2 separate regions of the Mus musculus genome follow, and region 1 is linked to region 2. A link is a loop called in an ENCODE intact Hi-C map of the cell type or tissue named here. Cell type or tissue: left cerebral cortex. All regions are shown on one strand. Each heading gives the region's core, and the rest is flanking DNA. Links, peaks and the distances in the headings are about the cores only.

The links. A loop is a pair of places that touch in the nucleus more often than their neighbours do. Peaks named below come from ENCODE experiments on the same cell type or tissue, not always from the same donor. Only the 100,000 strongest peaks of a DNase experiment are listed, where the experiment ranks them.
Region 1: it touches region 2 in a loop (7-fold over the local background); 2 of 42 quality-filtered maps call a loop at or near these places.

What each region holds. Positions count from the first base shown.
Region 1 is chr19:36,343,992-36,352,712 of GRCm38, reverse strand. It overlaps a transcript of Pcgf5 not described here. Among named protein-coding and RNA genes, the nearest start is that of Pcgf5, 61 kb to the left of the region's middle. In left cerebral cortex, for the core only: a CTCF peak has its summit at 3,650; DNase peaks (open chromatin) are centred at 3,300, 3,688, 4,355 and 4,912; H3K4me3 peaks cover 2,623 bases; H3K27ac peaks cover 1,698 bases.
Region 2 is chr19:36,200,825-36,209,545 of GRCm38, reverse strand. All of the region lies in intron 1 of Gm32081 (a long non-coding RNA gene), which reads right to left. Among named protein-coding and RNA genes, the nearest start is that of Gm32081, 21 kb to the right of the region's middle. In left cerebral cortex, for the core only: a CTCF peak has its summit at 1,225; DNase peaks (open chromatin) are centred at 953, 1,384 and 3,845; H3K27ac peaks cover 401 bases.

The DNA of each region.
Region 1 (8,721 bases), core at 533-8,532, 140 kb before region 2:
TTGCATATTCTTTCCTTCAAGTCTCAATACAGGCTGGTCTCCAAATTCTGCCAGTTCTACACTTATGGAAATTTTAAGGTCTTGTGCAATCCCTTGATTCTTTCCCTAGTTTTCTGGCTAATAATAGATTTGTTTTTCTTTTCTAAAATCGCCATGTATTTTCTTACGATTCTTTAACAGCTCCATGTAACACAGCCTTTGGTTATCCATCATACTTTCTCTAAGTAACTTTGTAAGGTTCTCCTAGTCTCTGATTATCCCATACACTTCTCATACTGCCTTTCATATAGTAAACTAAGAGAATGTTTAAGTTAATCTACATAGTGTATAGAATAAAAATGTAGTTAATTTATCAATGTTTATTAAAACAAATACTTAGGAGGCCTAGAAACTAAGCTTTTTTTTTTTTCAGTTCACAGGATGTAGGAATATAGGTATCACTTTAATTAAAAATTAAAAATTCAGAACAGCACAAATGTAGCCTGTTCCTAAAACCAAAGAGTTGGGCCAGACCTCAGGGGCCACAGGGGTCATTTAATCCCTCCGTGTCAGCCCCACGGATGCATACGTGTGGAATGTAGAACAGTTAGTATTTATTTTATTGTTGGTTTGTTTTCTTTTGAGACCAGGTGTCATTTAGTAAAAGCTGGCCTTGAACTCATTACGTAGCCCAGGATGACCTTGAACTCCTGATCCTCCTGCCTCAACTTCACAAGTACTGGGATTACAGATGTATGCACAAACACACCCAACTTTCAGATATAACTCATTAAGAGCCCTTTCTATACCAGGTCCTTCTACAGTAGACCATGCTCACACAATCCTTCAGTGTACACAGCACCAATGCTGCCACCACTATGTGCACGCACGTGTACACACACACACACACACACACACACACACAAAATGAGAGAACTTCTCCCAAAGTCAAGTACCTCATTATAGAGAGGGCTTCCTGCTAGACACAGAACTGAAATTCAGGCTTTCTTTTCTACTGACTATTGTTACAAATGTAAGACCCACTACGTGAACAAACTTATGTCTCCAGATACCACTATGCTAACCAAGACAGAGCGCACATGAAAAGTTCCATGTCACTTTCATTAAAACTTAGAGACATTAAAATTGGTAGCATCATCACCATAAAACTGCGAAGGCCTATTCTTATTTGCCAGAAAAACTCCTTTCCTAGTTTTCACTTCTTAAGTATGTTATCCACTGAAAAGCCATTTGTCCAACCAGATTCAGCAAGTATTTGTTGAATCCCTCAGATGGGAGACATGGGAAGATACAAATCCAAGTGAGGTATGATTTTACTCCCTGTAAAGTGTTCACAAGCAAGAGGCAGACAATCTGTTAGTCGGAGGAGCAATTCCTCCCCACCTGTTGGTACTTGGACTAACGCTGGGGCTTCCACAACAACACAAACTCCAGATTCTAGGTTCTAGTCCCAGCTCTGAATCTTGAGCAAATCCCTTTACTACCTAAGTCATTTCAGAGACGGTTCTGAAAGGATGTAGCCTGCAACTTCAAGATCTCTTGTAGCTAGCTCTAAAATGCTGTGTTCTCTGAACTCGGTCTTGAAGTTACACTTCCAGAAATGACTAGTTGCGAGGATGAGGCAGGGCGGCCACTCCTATTCAGCAGTGGACCGTGGAAACACTGAGAGCTGACTGTACTGCTACGAAACTGAGGCTGAGTAACACGCTCTGCAGTTTATTCTTTATAATAACATACTTTATCAAGGTAGTCATCTGAGTATTAAGTACTACATCCAAACCGTCCTCCCATATTGACTTGTAGCTCTAATCCTTGTGATATTCAATCGAGTCAATTAAAGGATAATTTTAGACAACACCTTTTAGCTACTATTCTGTGTCCAAAATCAACAACACATTAGAGTTAGGGCCCCTGACAGAGAAAGAACGCTTTGAGTTTGTTTAAATTAATACTATATTATATTACTGTGACAGTTTTCACCACCACTAAGAATGAGTTTGGTTTACAGGTAGGAGGAAAGAGGAATGAAGAAACACCAGTGTTCCAAACGAACGGAAACATTCAGGCCTGGGACAACTTGACTACGCTGATTTCGCTTTAGCAGTTTTTCCATTTTTAAACTAGTAGCTCTATTTTTATTTACTCAGTAATAAACGTGGTGCCAAAGCTTCATATCCGTCTTCATAGTAAGCATCTTACAACAGGATGCTTAAAGGTCTGTCACTGTGTGCCCTTAACTGCACAGCGGAGGAAACGGATCGATCTCGAGAAAATCACACCGGTAAAGAGAAAGTGAGAACTGTACCCTACTGGCAACTTGCCCACCAAAGGCAAGGCATTGCAACTGTTGAAGATCGTCCTGCCAAGAATGAGGGAGAGAAATGTATTCATTCGGCATGTCAACAAACATAGGGTGCCCCGAATGTATATGAGGCTTCTGTTGACTCGAGTGTATACATGAACAAACAGGTAAAGTCTTCCACTTTCTCCTCTGTGAAATTTACATTCTTGTAGGGGGAGAGCAGACTTAAATAATGCTGCTACAAAGTATTTTTTTTTTAGCGATTAGGAGCTATTAAGAAAATAGGAGGGGTATGAAGTAGTTTAGGAGGACCAAGAACTAAGAAGTATGGTGATCAAGAGTATTTGTGGGGGCCTGACACTGGAGGTGAGCCCCAGATGACAAGAAAATTTGCTCTGTAGTCCTTCAAGTGTGGGGTGGGATGGGAACGTCAAGTTGGTGTTCAGGAATAATGACAGTAGGAAACATTCTGTATTCATGAATGAAAAACGAGATGGCCTTTTAAAACTTAAAAAAATAAAGCTAATCTTTATATCATCTACTTGAGGGACCAGTTGTTTAAGATCGACTCACTTTTAAGGATTCTGCTAATTACTTGGCAACTGCTGAAGTAGACACAATTACTCGAATTCCAACCATGCTGCAGACCTCCCTCACTTGACACCATTCAAATTCTGAATGGGACTGGACCGGGCCCTGCAGCGAATCAGCGCCTCCTCTGCTTCATTAACCCAGCCAGGTGGAATCTCATTACCCTTCCAGAAAACGAGAAGCAAGACTGGGGAAGGTGGGTTAGCCCTACACCCCGAAAGTTACTGTGGCAGGTTTAAATTAAAAAAAAAAAAAAAAAAAAAAAAAAAAAAAAAACCCGCCGCCCTCTCGCATGAACTCCCCCCGCCCCTCCGGGCGTCAGCCCTCGCAGAAGGGCGGCCCACAGCGAGTACGCGCGCGCGTGTGGAGCCCGCGTGAATCATCGGAGCGCGGTCCACCGGGGCGATGATTCATTCACCGCTCCGGAGCTCCCGGCCACACGTTCCCGGCGTACTATGACGGCCGCACACGCAGCTTCCTTAATATTAAACAAATGTTTCAAAGTACAGACGCCTGCAGCGAGAGACGCGGAGAGCCGGGCTAGGTGGCAGGGAGCGAGCGTCCCGGGGCAGGCAGGGGCGCGGAGAGCAAGGTTGGCTCCGACGCGACCCCCGAGGCGTGCGGTGGCGCACAGGTGGGTCCCCACCGTCCTCGCCGCCGCGCTCCCGATCGCCCCTCTGCTCTCCGTGGCATCTTATATAATAGCCCCAGCCGATCCAAACGGAAGCGGGGCGCGCGCTGCCAGGGCCGCCCGGCAGAGGTGCTCACTCCCGGAGCCCGAGGGGCTCCCCACGCAGCTTCCAGGAGAGGGGGGTAAAGGCCCCGAGCGCCCGCCCCGCGCGTCCCCTCGCAAAGGCGCTCGATCCTGGCCGGTCCCCTTCAGGAAGCCGCGAGCGTCACCAACTGCGTCAGCTTCTTCAAACACCGTGCCCTGTCTCTCTCCAGCCCGGGAGCCTTCGCCGCGGGGCCGGGGCCGCGAGCCGCGCTGGCAAGCGTGCCTCGGGGGAGGAGAAAGTTCCCGGGGACCCTCCCGTAGCCCGCCCGGCCCAGCCGCGCCGCCAGCACCCGTGCCCCGGCGTGGGCAACTTGGGACCCCCGGCTGCGCGCGACCCCTACTGCCTGCCGAGCTCTCACGGCGCCCGCGGGGATCACGCCCCGGGCCCAGCGGAAGATCGGCCACGCTTTAAAAAAGGGGGAAAAAAACTTCGCAAAGCCGGGAAGCCTCCGGGGTCCCCGAGCATCGCTCTTACCTAGCTCTCGGGAGGCCACGTTCCGGGCGGGCCGCACGGGGCGCGTGGTGCACGAGCGCGCGCGCGTGGGGCGGTAGGTGAGCAGCCCGCGCGGGCGGGGCGGAGCAGGACCCGGTGGCGAGGCGCGAGCCGCGCGGGCGGGGGGTCCGGGTGGCCCGGCCGCGGGAGGGCGGGGAAAAGGACGACGGCAGCGGAGCCCGCGGTGACCGTGACGGTGGCGGCGGAGGCGACGGCGATGGGCGCGGGGCGAGCGCGCCAAGGGGGCGGAGGAGTTGCCAGAGGGTTTGTTTACGCATTGCTGCCCGGCTCGGGGCACAGCCCGCACTCCCTGATTGGACACAAACTGGGGCACAGCCTCTCGCCGCCGCCCGCCAGGCCTTCTGGAGCAGCCGCCGCCGCTGCTGCGTAGCTCCTGGAGCGCCTGCGGGTCACAGCCCACCGCGGTGCCTGGGCTTGAAGGGGAACAGCAGGGGTGACCGGCAGGGTGGGCGTGGAGCGAAGCAGGCTCCTGGAGCTTGGAGCAGCCCACCTGTAGTGGTGCGACCTTGGCAAGGAGAAACTTGAAACTTCTCTGGCTTGGAAACTGCCTATGCTCCAGGGGTTGATTAGATACCCACCCTGCATCCCCTCCACCCCAACCCCACCAGGAAGCTTGCCTTGAGCAGATAGAAAAGCAGCTCAAATATTAATAAGTCTTTGGTCAAGTCGAGGCTTCTTGTCGAAGCTGATCCGTAGGAGCTCACAGTACTTCTCTGCCTCCCGCTTCCCTGCTTTTAATCTCCTTGCTTCCACATGACATTCAAAAAGTTGTCCCTCCCAGAAGTGACCTCTTCGCCCTGGTGCTGAGCATCTTCTGAGACTTCCCATGGTCTCGGCTTCCTTCACAGGCGAACTTGCACATCTTCAGCCTTCTTTCTACTGCCCAACTGTCACCTCAGAACCTGAGGCTAAATACCATGCCTCAATGCGTTGGCAGATTTTCATTGCCTGAATCCTGTTCTGTTCTCTGCCAGAGAGCACTGGGCTTCCCTCTACCTGTTCACGTGCTCCCGATCTCAGCTTCCTCCTACCACAGCAGTGTGTAGTCTTCTGGATTCCCTTACTGACATCAGTCTGATTTGGGGATCAGTCTCTATCCCCAAGATACCTTCCTCCCTCATTCTATTCAATGTCTTGAGGAAAGTGACCAAGTTTCAACAGGGCTCCAGCAGCCTGGGAGAAATGAAACTGAAAATTATCCTGTGTTGTCTGAGTGTCTGGGCCCAGGGAACTTTGAATCTTCGAAGAACTGAGAACACAGACTCCCCATCTTGTCGAAAGCAACCGCTTTTGACACCCAAGTGTGTCCTCCGTGTTTCCTGTCTCTGTATTCACTCCCTACATCTAACTGTGTGCCTCTGGACTCAAAATGGGTAATCAGCCCTAGGTGGTATGTGACTGAGCTCTGCTGCAAAGTGAATAAAGACAGTCATAAAGCAACAGGCACAAACTCAGTCATTTTACAGATGATTAGGGATACTAAGAGCCATCTAGTCCTGATAGCATAGGTGGATTCATCTGGGCTGATCAAACACTACTTCTGATCTGTCATGAGATGGACCCTGGTCCGTCGTGACTGCTGGAATGGCTGGATTTCTTTGTCTAGATATGCTGCATATAGTCCCATTGGGAAGACATCTGGACTCTGGAGAAGCATCCAATGAACTGTTTCTGTCTCAGATAGTTCACATAAGCTACAAATACATGGAAGGAACTTCAGTTGCAACTAAGGGAGGGTAAGGCCATCCTGAGATTAGCTGTCAATAAAAGCAACCCCTCCCCAAGGCTCCAGCTTGGGGGTGGGGGGAGGGCGAGCAGGGGCCAGTAGGAAGGAAGCACCCAGAGCAGTGGGGCAGATATCACAGAGTGGAGCTTCTCCTGGAGACCCCTTCAAAGCAAAGGGTCCTTCCTCCTCTCCTTCCTTTCTCAGCCTCCCAGTCAGCAGCACGTGGAAGAAGCATGAGAAGCCAGTGCACTTGTAACTACTGGCTAACGCATGGCACGACCGGTGTTAGGGAAAGGAGAATGCAGCCCAGAGCGTCGTGATAGGTGACAGATGTCCCAGGCTTGGGTGCAGCATCTGATTGCCTCTGGGACTCATCCTCCAGGTCGGTTTATTCAGTGTGAGTGAACACCCTGTTCAGTCGCCCACCCCCTCTCCGGCACCTTGTCCTCCCTTTGTATAGTGACTTCTTTCTCCTAGCCTTCTCCTTTCCTACATGGCATCCTTCCTTAGCTGTCCTTTCTCACCTTTCTGTTTGTGCTTCCTTCCTTCCTCTCTCCTTCGATTCTCCCTCTCTAGGTTCTGGTCACACCATCCCTGTGCCAGCTGCGGGCACTGGTATGAAGAGCCATGCCCACCTTTCCCGTTAAGGCCTTCAGATTTAGATGCCACTGTGCTGTGGCCCTTTCACACACAATGCTAGACAGCTATCTTATGTTATCTTCAGTCTTCAGCATACACTCATTGGTTGAGCACCGCTGGATAGAATTTAGTGGCTTGCCTATTGTCTGTCCTCAAAGGAGCCTCTGCTTATGCAGGTCACTTGACGACACCTGCTTACTCTTCGAGTTAGGTTTCCCTCCTCACTTTCTTATCCTATAATTTCTCATTATCAGAAACGCCTCCTCAAACCCCAAATCCCAACAGTCCAGGACGTCATTTTAAGTCCTCAACTGGAGGAGGTAGCATCTCATCACATTTGTGAAGGGGGAATAAGATTTGAAAGGCCCGAAATTGATCAAGGAGGAGCATTTTTGGTGGAACAGGAAATAATATGGTCCAACTTGGCTGAAACATGAAGGAAGGCTAACAAATTAGAGAATGTTCCATCATAGTCCCCCAAAAGAAACACTGTTCAGAAACCTACATTAAATCCTAAATACGTGTATAGTTCGGATTATTCGAACCATCGCGTTTTACAGCCACAGAGGAGTGCTAACACTGTCTAGCCCAAAAGGTTTTAAAATAAGAGATCCATGGCTGTAAGGTTCGGGTACTTGAACACCAAGGTGATTGAACATGGCCATTGAAGTCTACTCATATTCAGATACCGTCTCTGATAAATGTTGTGCCATGTGACCTTGAACTCACATACCGTTTCTTCTTCAACACATCAGGGAAAATAATATCATCTACTCCAGTGGCTTTTGTGGAAATTAGTATATATAAAAAACTTTATAGTCAGTTTTGACAACATAGACAGCCAGAGAGCAAGGAGCTTAAACAGCAAATATTTCTTCCTAACTTTTAAAGTTCAGAGTTCTATGAGAATATTCTTCTTTTCAGCTGTGCAAACAGACAACTCCATGCATCCTGGCAGTGGAAATGGGGTGGGTGAGATAGGATTCAACAGATATGGGTGCGTATCGTCATGCTTCCTTCCCATGCTAGAAGATACCAGAGCTGGAACGAGTCTCTCAAGCTTTTAAAGCCCTCATTGGGAATGTTTGATATGATATGGGCAGTTCTAGTGCATCGTATGCATTTGATGCCATCAGTGGGGACATGGCACGGCACTAGTTTGCTGTTTAAAGAAGGTCTCAGTCAGGCTTGGTGGCGTGCACACTTTTAATTCTAGCACTTGGAAGGGAGAGAGAGGCAGGTGGGTTGCTGTGAGTTCAAGAAAAGCCTGGTCTACACGGTGAGTTACGGTGCAGCTAGAGCTATGTAGTGAGACCTTGTCTCAATGTACCCCCTGCCCCTGAACCCCAAAAAAGGAAAAGAGAAAGAAAATCTTAGTTGTCTTTCTAGTTCCAATTCCTGTCTATTTCCTGACTACAATGGCATACTATGAAATTCCAGGAGGACATGGGCTATATTATCCTGTCAGTTCTTAAAAAGACATGTTTTTCCTTTATCTTATAAAGTCAGTAATTGTTCCACTTTTCTGTCTTACTTCAAGCCAAATTTATAATTCAATACTTGATCTCTAAAATCTACCTTATAGTCCTGCCCTTTACTCACTCGCCTCTTCTAGGAAGTGGGAAGGAAGCAGAGAGTTCTAGGTCAAATCCTCATTTCATTAGAGAGGAGTCTGAGACACAAAATGATAGTGGCATGTGGGCTCAGTGGGCAAAACTGCTTCCCCGACAGACAGAATGAGCCCAGCTCAATCCCTGGTGGAAGGAGAGAATTCCCATAAGTAGTCCTCTCACAGGTTTGAGTGTACATACATTACACACACACACACACACACACACACACACACAGAGAGAGAGAGATTTCTCCCTGTCACTACAAACCCGCTGGACACTTTTGAATGAAAACGGGCAATCTCTGACTCCTCCTTCTTTTTATGCATGCACATCTACTTCAGTTTGTCTCCCTCAGCTGTTACCCTTTTGATATGAACTAGACCTTCAAGACCTCTCTTCACTTTACAGTCCTATTAGTTCAATGGTAATGGCTTTGCTTTCTCCCGCCTCCATCTCTTACACAGTGAGCCTAACAGAACCATTTTTAATGCAACCCAACTTTAGACACTAACAGTAAAATAGTAATATTTGACATATGAACTAAAATTCAACATGAATTTA
Region 2 (8,721 bases), core at 370-8,369:
TGTCGCTGGCTAGTGGAACTGTGTATTTAGATAACACTGTTTTTGTGACTGTCAAACATACAATTCGGGTCCATATGTGTGCACGTATGCATGTATGTGTAGGCAAGAGGTCATTGTTGAATTTCTTCCCCAAACGCTCTGTCCTACATTTTTTGAGACAAGGTCTTTTGCTGAATATGAAGCTACAATTTGTGCTAGTCTGGCTGTGCAGCAAGCCCTGGGGCTCCTCCTGCCTCCTCTTCTCCCATGCTGGAAACGCAAGCACATGTAGCTGGCCTGGCTTTTATGTGAGGGGTGGAGATGTGGATTCATGTCCTCATGCATGTGTGGTAAGCACTTTATTGGCTGAGGCAGCTCCCCAAAATTTCAATTTTTAATAACATATATGAATGTGTTGCTTCATAGGTTGGGTCATAACAATCTTTACTGTTTAAATTTTCAGATAAAAAGCTCAACCCTCCCCTTCCCACCCCCCCCAAAAAAACCCCAAAAAACAAAAACCAAAACTCAACCAACCATCCAACTAGATACTCCTCTGTACTTCAAAACCTAAGGAGCCTGGCCTTCAAGATGGTGAATTTTCAAATTCCGCAAGTCAGTCCTTTCCCCATGAAATGGGAGCTCCAAGCTGGACACAAAGAGACCAATTCTCCTTCCTCATGAGGTATAAGAGATTGAGAAACTGATCTACCAGACTGGTAGTGGGGCCAATTAAAATTGAAAAAAATTACATTTCTCCTAGAGATTATTAAATAGTGAATTTTCAGTCCAGTTGTGTCCCCCTGCCTCGTTGTCACTTGTGCTGGCAGAGGAAGGACACATCATCTAGACCTTATTCACAGGTCTGCTTTTGACGTGTCTCAAATTTAAATGAATGGAGCCAGTTTCTCTATTTCTGGTGATTTCCCTGTGCACAGCCTTGCTGTCTGCCAGGGCTGCTGGGAAGGGAGAAGCTGGAGGAGTGAGGATGCTTAAATAAAAACAGTTCTATTTTTGGCACACTTTAATGACAATCCTGTCTAAGAAATATTTTTTCCTACAATGCCTTTCCATCCGGTGTCATTGAAAGTGTTTGTAATTCCAGCGAAGGGCTGTGGCACTGGATGCTAATCAATGAACGGCTGGTGTGCTTTTCTATGAATGTGGCTCTTTTTCTTTCTTTCTTTTTTCATTTTTTTTTTTTTTTAATATTTACCAGTGACAAAGATGTGTTCTTCAGCCCAGGCAATGTTACCATTCATGCCTGGCTAATAAAGGAAGAAATGCCTGGGGAAGCTCACCCTGGTGGCAGAGGGGAGGAGGACCTATTTTAGGTCTTTGGGATATTTTATTGTCTTCGGGCCTTCCCTGTGAGTCACAGGATAGAAATTTGAGGCAGAAGTGCATCAGCGTCTGGGCTGAAAACTGTTTGGGCTGCAGTGCTGGAGATGTGTGTATGCATTCCTTGCTTGTAGGTTCTGGCTGCTTCCTGCTCAGTGCGCAGGGATGCAATGCCTGCCTTCTGTTCCTTTAAATTCCTGTAGTTGGACGTTGTCAGGATTTAGGGTGGGGTCAGCCTAGGGTCATTTTTAGCCCCAATAAAGGTCTGTTTTATTAAAAGCCCTCTGGTCCCTTGCCTGTTTACTGCTGCCCCGGGACAACACTTCCTTTATCTCTTTCTGGCTCACTCCCAAAGAAAGCAGGGAGACTCGCTATGGCTTGGAGTCCAGTTTCCATCTCCAGGCTGGGCTTGTGGGGTTTGGTGGCTCAAAATGAGCATGTGCCGGAGCACAGCATGTAGGATTGAATTTCACCCCCACTCCATACTCTTAGTGTTTAGAAAGAAATGATGAAGTTTCCGACTCATTCTGTTGAGCAGTTTCTTCTACGTTGTGGTTTTTTTTTTTTTTAAACGGGGTGCTATATGATGTCGGTCAAACATACTCCCTCCCTTCTGGTGACCACACAACTTGTGTTAGAGCTGACAACCACATCAAACCTTCCTTCCCCATACATCCATTAGCTCGAGTATTTCGTCACAGCAATGACAACCTGACTAACACATTCATGAAAGCTGTATCTTGCTTTTACTTAGAGGCAGTCAATCTGGAAGTTCCCTCTAAGATGTGGGGAATAAAGGCTGTGAACATGGAGAGAGGGTAGCTGGGGACCTGGCAATGGGAGCTGTGATTTTTAGATGAACTCTTACCAACGTTCACACTCGTGAATCTTACCTTGACACTCACTAAGCTAACATGTGAGGTCTACCATAGAGTGGACCATCTTCCACGTGGTCTGTTTGGTAGAGGAGAGAAAGGTAAACGCTGGCTGGAGTGGATGCAAAAGTGGAACTGGAGTGAGGAAGGAGGACATATTGTGGGGTAGAGGGGCGAGTAGATAAGAGCTGGTCAGGCTGGAGATGTGTGTGGGGCGGGGGATCATCTAGGGCTTCTTGTGGTGAAGTCAAGAGGAAGATGACACAGCCGGGAAAGGACAGGAGGGATGGCCCCTATAGGGGATCCCACACATCTTTATCCGTGTAGACGTCTGGCAGGTGAGATCCAGAGTCATGAAAGAGGTGAAGAATTTCCAGTCAAAGCTACGTCTCTTGCTGTAGTTTGTATCTGGAACACCCTCTAATGGTCGCACACTGAAGTCTTTGTTTTCAGCCCTTGACTTTATTTGGGAGACTGTGGAATCTTTAAGAGGAGGGCCTGTTGGGAGGATGTTCGGTCAGTGGGATTGTACCCTTAGAGGGGATCTAGGGTACCGGCCTTGTCATTCTTTCTCTTTGCTCCTCAGCCACAACGAGGGAAGCAAATTCTTCTGGCCCGTGCTCCCACCATGGCGTCTTGCCTTACCAGAGGGCCCAAAGTCTATTGAGCATCCATTAAAATCTCTAAAGCCATGCCCCAAACTAACCTTCTCTCCTTATAATTTGGTTGCCTTGTATATTTTTGCAATAGTATGGTGTGCTAACAATTCCATAGAGGGATTTCTTAGCATAAAAAGGAAGGAAGACCCTATGAGAAGGGTTTATAGAATGTGCATAGTTCTTAACCCAGCTTCCAAGTAAAGCACAAAGGCCTGGTCCTCTCTTTCTTCCCCAACCCTAACAGCCCAGTCTTCACTTAGGAATCCAGGACATTTTCTGGCCTTGGCTTTAGTATAATTTGTTATTGTTCTGGGTCTAGTCTTTCAGTGTAAAATAGACTGAGCACACAGATGCTGCCAGTGTGACTATAATGATATGATTTGTGCTTCATTCTTGTAACCAGCCTCATACTTAGGTTCTGTAGCTTCTAGCTTTCTTCGTCCCTTCTGTTTCTCCTCCAAAGCCTTGAAAATTCCGCACCGATGCATCAGGTATTGGCCTCTCAGCTGTCTGATCTCTAGAGAACCTCTCAAGGCATCCACCGTCTTCCCATCCCTGGAGCCTTTAAACAACAGTTTTCACATTGGCACGGACAGAGAAGTTACCTGGGACACACTGTCTGGTTTTGTCACCAGAGGACAGGGCTTGGGATCTGGATTTTCTAGGGCCTCATGGTGATTCCAATGCACTGCCCAGCAACTGGTGATGTTTAACAGTGAACAGTTCTAACACTCTTCCGCATCTAGCCCTGCCCACTTCAGCTTTCAACAGTCTCAACTCTCTTCTCCCAGCAAAGGGATGGAAGGAAGAGTTTGTCTGCACTAACTTTTGTTTCCAGTTTCTCATTGGATTGTGTCTCTAAATCAGCTTCAAATTGGTAGCGGCCTGGGATGGGGCGTTGCCGCTGACACACAGTTTCTAGATTTTTCTTTAGCTTGCTTTCATGGTATATCTATCACTGAAGTCATCTTGGGCATACAGCATGTGCTGTGTGGAGGGAACACCAGTGCCCTGTGAAAAGCAGACAGTGCAAAACTAGAGCAAGCAGGCAAAGGCATCCCAAAACTTGTCCTGAGAGACCTCCTTCCTCTTGCCCTACATCATCCGCCAACGGAGCCTGTCTGTCCAGCTTCCCCAACCCAAGTCCCCAGCTCACCTGATGTCAGCAGTTGGTGAGTCAAAAGGAGCGAAGAGCCCGACTGAAAAGAGCCCGGTTCCCCATTTGTACAAAGGCCTTGACAACATCTATTGCTTATATCATTTACATTTTAAATGCAAATTTCTTTATTTTTACACTAAGTGGGTGAATTAGCTCTCTAAAAATAAGGCTTCTGAATATAACAAATGTTTTACAGTAGTAATAGTTGAGAACACAGAAAGCGATGATTATTAAACCCATAGCTATGCTCTCCCTCATAGAAAGCTCTTCTGCTTATGCTGTGTGCCCCTCACCACAACCACCCTGAAACCGCTGCTCAATCCTCCACTTCTGGAAGCTAAATTCTTAGTATGATCTACACATCAGACAACCTCACCTGACTCCCTTTTAGAGGGTCTGAAGTGGAATTTAATATTCACTATTTTACTGAAATTATACTTGGCAGACAGGGTATGAGGAGACTCTAGGTCCTGTATCAAATGGCGTCTTGGTTTCATTTTGCTTTTGTGTCTAAAGCATGGATGTTATTATTCTCACAATGCTCTCTGAGCTTCTTGATGCTTGAAACAAGCTGGTTCACCACCGGGCTGGCCATGGAGTCTTTGTCCCAGTCTCCTTTTCCCTTCTCTCACACCAACTGCAGATGTTGCAGGCAGAGATAGACGCCCAGGGCTGCTCTTTGTCTCCCTTCTCCCTTGAGTATCTCATCTATTTGCAAGGCTTTAACTGTTAGCCCAGGCCAGCGGTCAAACCACCGCCTGCAGCTCTGACCTTCCTCCACACTCTTAGTCCTGCTTTTAATGGCCTCCTTCTCATATCTGGTGACCCCTCCCAACTTTGTGCTTCCTAAGTCAAATATGAATTTTTAATCATGATACTTAAGAAATAATACATTGAGGTTTTCCATTCTTTAGATCAGTTTGAGTCCTATTTCATCATCCTAAGGTTAAACAGATTCCTCCGATTCTCAAGCATTGCTGAAGCATTACCCTCAAGATGTCTCTCGGTTCCATTCATGGAACATTTTTAAGGTCAACCACTTTGTTATTTTTACCTCACACCAGAGCTGGGATTTTCTAAATGTGCTATTTTTATTTGTGTGTGTGTGTGTGTGTGTGTGTGTGTGTGTGTGTGTGTCTGTGTCTGTATGTATAAGTAGGTGCTGAGAACTGCACTCAGTTCTACTGGAAAAGCAGGAAAAGAAGAACACTAACATGCTGTCTTAGTCAGGGTTTCTATTCCTGCACAAACATCATGACCAAGAAGCAAGTTGGGGAGGAAAGGGTTTATTCGGCTTACACTTCCATGCTGCTGTTCATCACCAAAGAAGTCAGGACTGAAACTCAAGCAGGTCAGGAAGCAGGAGCTGATACAGAGGCCATGGAGAGATGTTCTTTATTGGCTTGCTTCCCCTGGCTTGCTCAGCCTGCTCTCTTATAGAACCCAAGACTACCAGCCCAGAGATGGCACCACCCACAAGGGGCCTTTCCCCCTTGATCACTAATTGAGAAAATGCCTTACAGTTGTATCTCATGGAGGCATTTCCTCAACTGAAGCTCCTTTCTCTGTGATAACTCCAGCTGTGTCAAGTTGACACAAAACTAGCCAGTACAATTGACCCCTTGTCAACTTGACACACAAACACATCACTAGTAAGCCTCAACCCTTACATTCTTATTCATCGCCAAGATCTAAATAACTTTAAAAGTCCCACAGTCTTTACATATTCTTAAAATTTCAGTCTCTTTAAAATATCCATCTCTTTTAAAATCCAAAGTCCTTTTACAATTAAAAGTCTCTTAACTGTGGGCTCCACTAAAACAGTTTCTTCCTTCAAGAGGGAAAATATCAGGGCACAATCACAAAGCAAAAATCAATCTCTAACCGTCCAATGTCTGGGATCCAACTCACGATCTTCTGGGCTCCTCCAAGGGCTTGGGTCACTTCTCCAGCCATGCCCTTTGTAGCACACTCGTCGTCCTCTGGGCTCCAGATGCCTGTACTCCACTGCTGCTGCTGCTCTTGGTGGTCATCTCATGGTACTGGCATCTCCAAAAACACTGCATGACCCCTTCAGTCCTGGGCCTTCAATTGCAACTGAGGCTGCACCTTCACCAATGGCCTTCCATGGCCTCTCACAGTGCCAAGCCTCAGCTTCTCTGTGCGACCACTTCATGCCTTCAAAACCAGTACCACCTGGGTGACCCTTACACATTACCAAGTCCTGCTGCAGCAGGAGTACAACCTTGGCTATCTCTGGAACACAGCCTCTTTGTGCTTTCAGAAAATACTTTCCAGAAGATGTCACCTCAATGATGCTGGTCTCTTCTTAATCACTGCTAATTTCTTAGCTCCAACTAACCAGCATCAATAGTCCCAGTAATGCTAAGTTTTTGCTTTAGTAGTTCTGGTATCTTGTTAACCACAGCTGATTCTTCAGCCCCAGCTAACCAGAACTACAAAATCTTCACAATAAAAACAGCAATGGCCCTGAAAAGAGTCTTTAATTTTCCCTCTGAAATTTCACAAACCAGACCTCCATCTTCTGTACTGTTCTCAACATCATCTTCCAAGCTCCTACACAACATCTGACAGAGCTCTTAACAACGAATGGATCTTCAAGCCCAAAGTTCCAAAGTCCTTCCACAGTCCTCCCCAAAACATGGTCAGGTTGTCATAGGAATACCCCACTCTGCTGGTACCAATTTGTCTTAGTCAGGTTTTCTATTCCTGCACAAACATCATGACCAAGAAGCAGTTGGGGAGGAAAAGGTTTATTTGGCTTACACTTCCATACTGCTGTTCATCACCAAGGAAGTCAGGACTGGAACTCAAGCAGGTCAGGAAGCAGGAGCTGATGCAGAGGCCATGGAGGGATGTTCTTTATGGCTTGCCTCCCCTGGCTTGCTCAGCCTGCTCTCTTATAGAACCAAGACTCCCAGCCCAGAGATGGCACCACCCACAAGGGGCCTCCCCCCTTGATCACTAATTGAGAAAATGCCTTACAGTTGTATCTCATGGAGGCATTTCCTCAACTGAAGCTCCTTTCTCTGTGATAACTCCAGCTGTGTCAAGTTGACACAAAACTAGCCAGTACACTGACCCAGCTTGAAAAAGTATTTTTCATCATCTTCTCTAAACTTCCTTTTCCTTCCCATCCTGAAGAAGTCTACCCTAAAGGCTTTACAGGGTCAGAGCAAAGGGGACGGCAGAAAGGAGCCATGGTGCCCTAGGACATGATGTGAAAGACCAGGGAGACTGACCTCTGTGCTTCCCAGGAGGCAGCCGAAGGGGGCAGCTGAAGTGGGAAGTCTGAGTTCAAGAGGCTTGAAGAAAGTGTTCTGGTGAGAGAGAGACCTGAGTGTCAGAGCTCGAATAGCATTAGAAGGCGCAAACACAGTGCAGCCTCTGACATCACATTGGATCTCAAGGGGATCTCATGGTTTTTTGTGTGTGGGTGTATTTGTGTACCTGCAAGTCCTGAGAGCAACAGTGTTCCAACAGCAGAGAGCAATAATGGGGAACAGAGCCTGGTTTCCAGAAGCCACCAGCAACACAGATAGAAGAGAACTTTCATATACATAGCAAGGGAAAACGAAGCGCTTTTTCCTTAAGATCAGGGGTAAGCCAAAGAGGTTCACGCAGTGCTCGCTCCCATACAATACTATACTGGGGGTCTTAGCCGGTATCACTGGGAAGAAATGCAGACTGGATAAGCCAATGATCAAATACCTACCAGAAGGAGCATGAGGTTCGGGAAAGGTGGGGTTTGCCCATGGTTTCAAACATTCCTGTTCACGGCTGAGGAGGCTTGGAGCCTGCAACTCAGACCATGACAGACAGGAACACAGCAGCAGGAAGGGACTAAAGGGTCCTCCCTTACTGACCTACTGACTCCTACTGGGTCGCCTAACAAGGTTTTCATCATGCTTCCAGATACTACCAGCTAGAGACAGGCTTTAGCACATGAACCCGTGGAACATGATTTATATTAAAATAATAACAAATGGCAGTCAGATACCAAGTAAAGATATAATATTCACAGACATGGTACTAGAAGCGAGTTTATAAAGGTTACACAAGCAATTAAAGACTGAACCCCCCCCCCAACAAAACCATTTTCAACAGTGTCTAAGATATGACGTAGAATAATTTTGACGTAGAAATAAATTTCACATGTATTTCAAAAACTCCAAAGCACTATTGAAAAGAATTAGAGAGGGCTAAGTAACAGATTGGCTCAAAGATCAGAGGGCTTGATATTATTAAGAGGTCAGTTCTGGGGCTAGGGATGTGGTTCAGCTTGTAAGGATATATGCCTGTCATGCACCCAGCCCTGAATTCAGTCCTCCCAGTATATGCAACCTAGTGTGGTGGGGCACACTTGTTGTCCTAGCACTCAGGAAGTTGAGGCAAGAGGGTCAGACACTCAGTCAGCCTCTGCTACTTTAAGGCAAGGTGAGAGCCAGCCTGGGCTACCTAAAAGCCTATATTTATTTTAATATAAATCATGTTCCACAGGTTCACGTGCTAAAGCCTGTCTCTAGCTGGTAGTATCTGGAAGCATGATGAAAACCTTGTTAGGCGACCCAGTAGGAGGCAGTAGGTCAGTAAGGGAGGACCCTTCAGGGTATCTAGCCCTTGGCCCCTTCCTGCTGCTGAGTTGAGTAAAAATGAAGGGAAAAAGAACATAAATTAGCCCTACCAA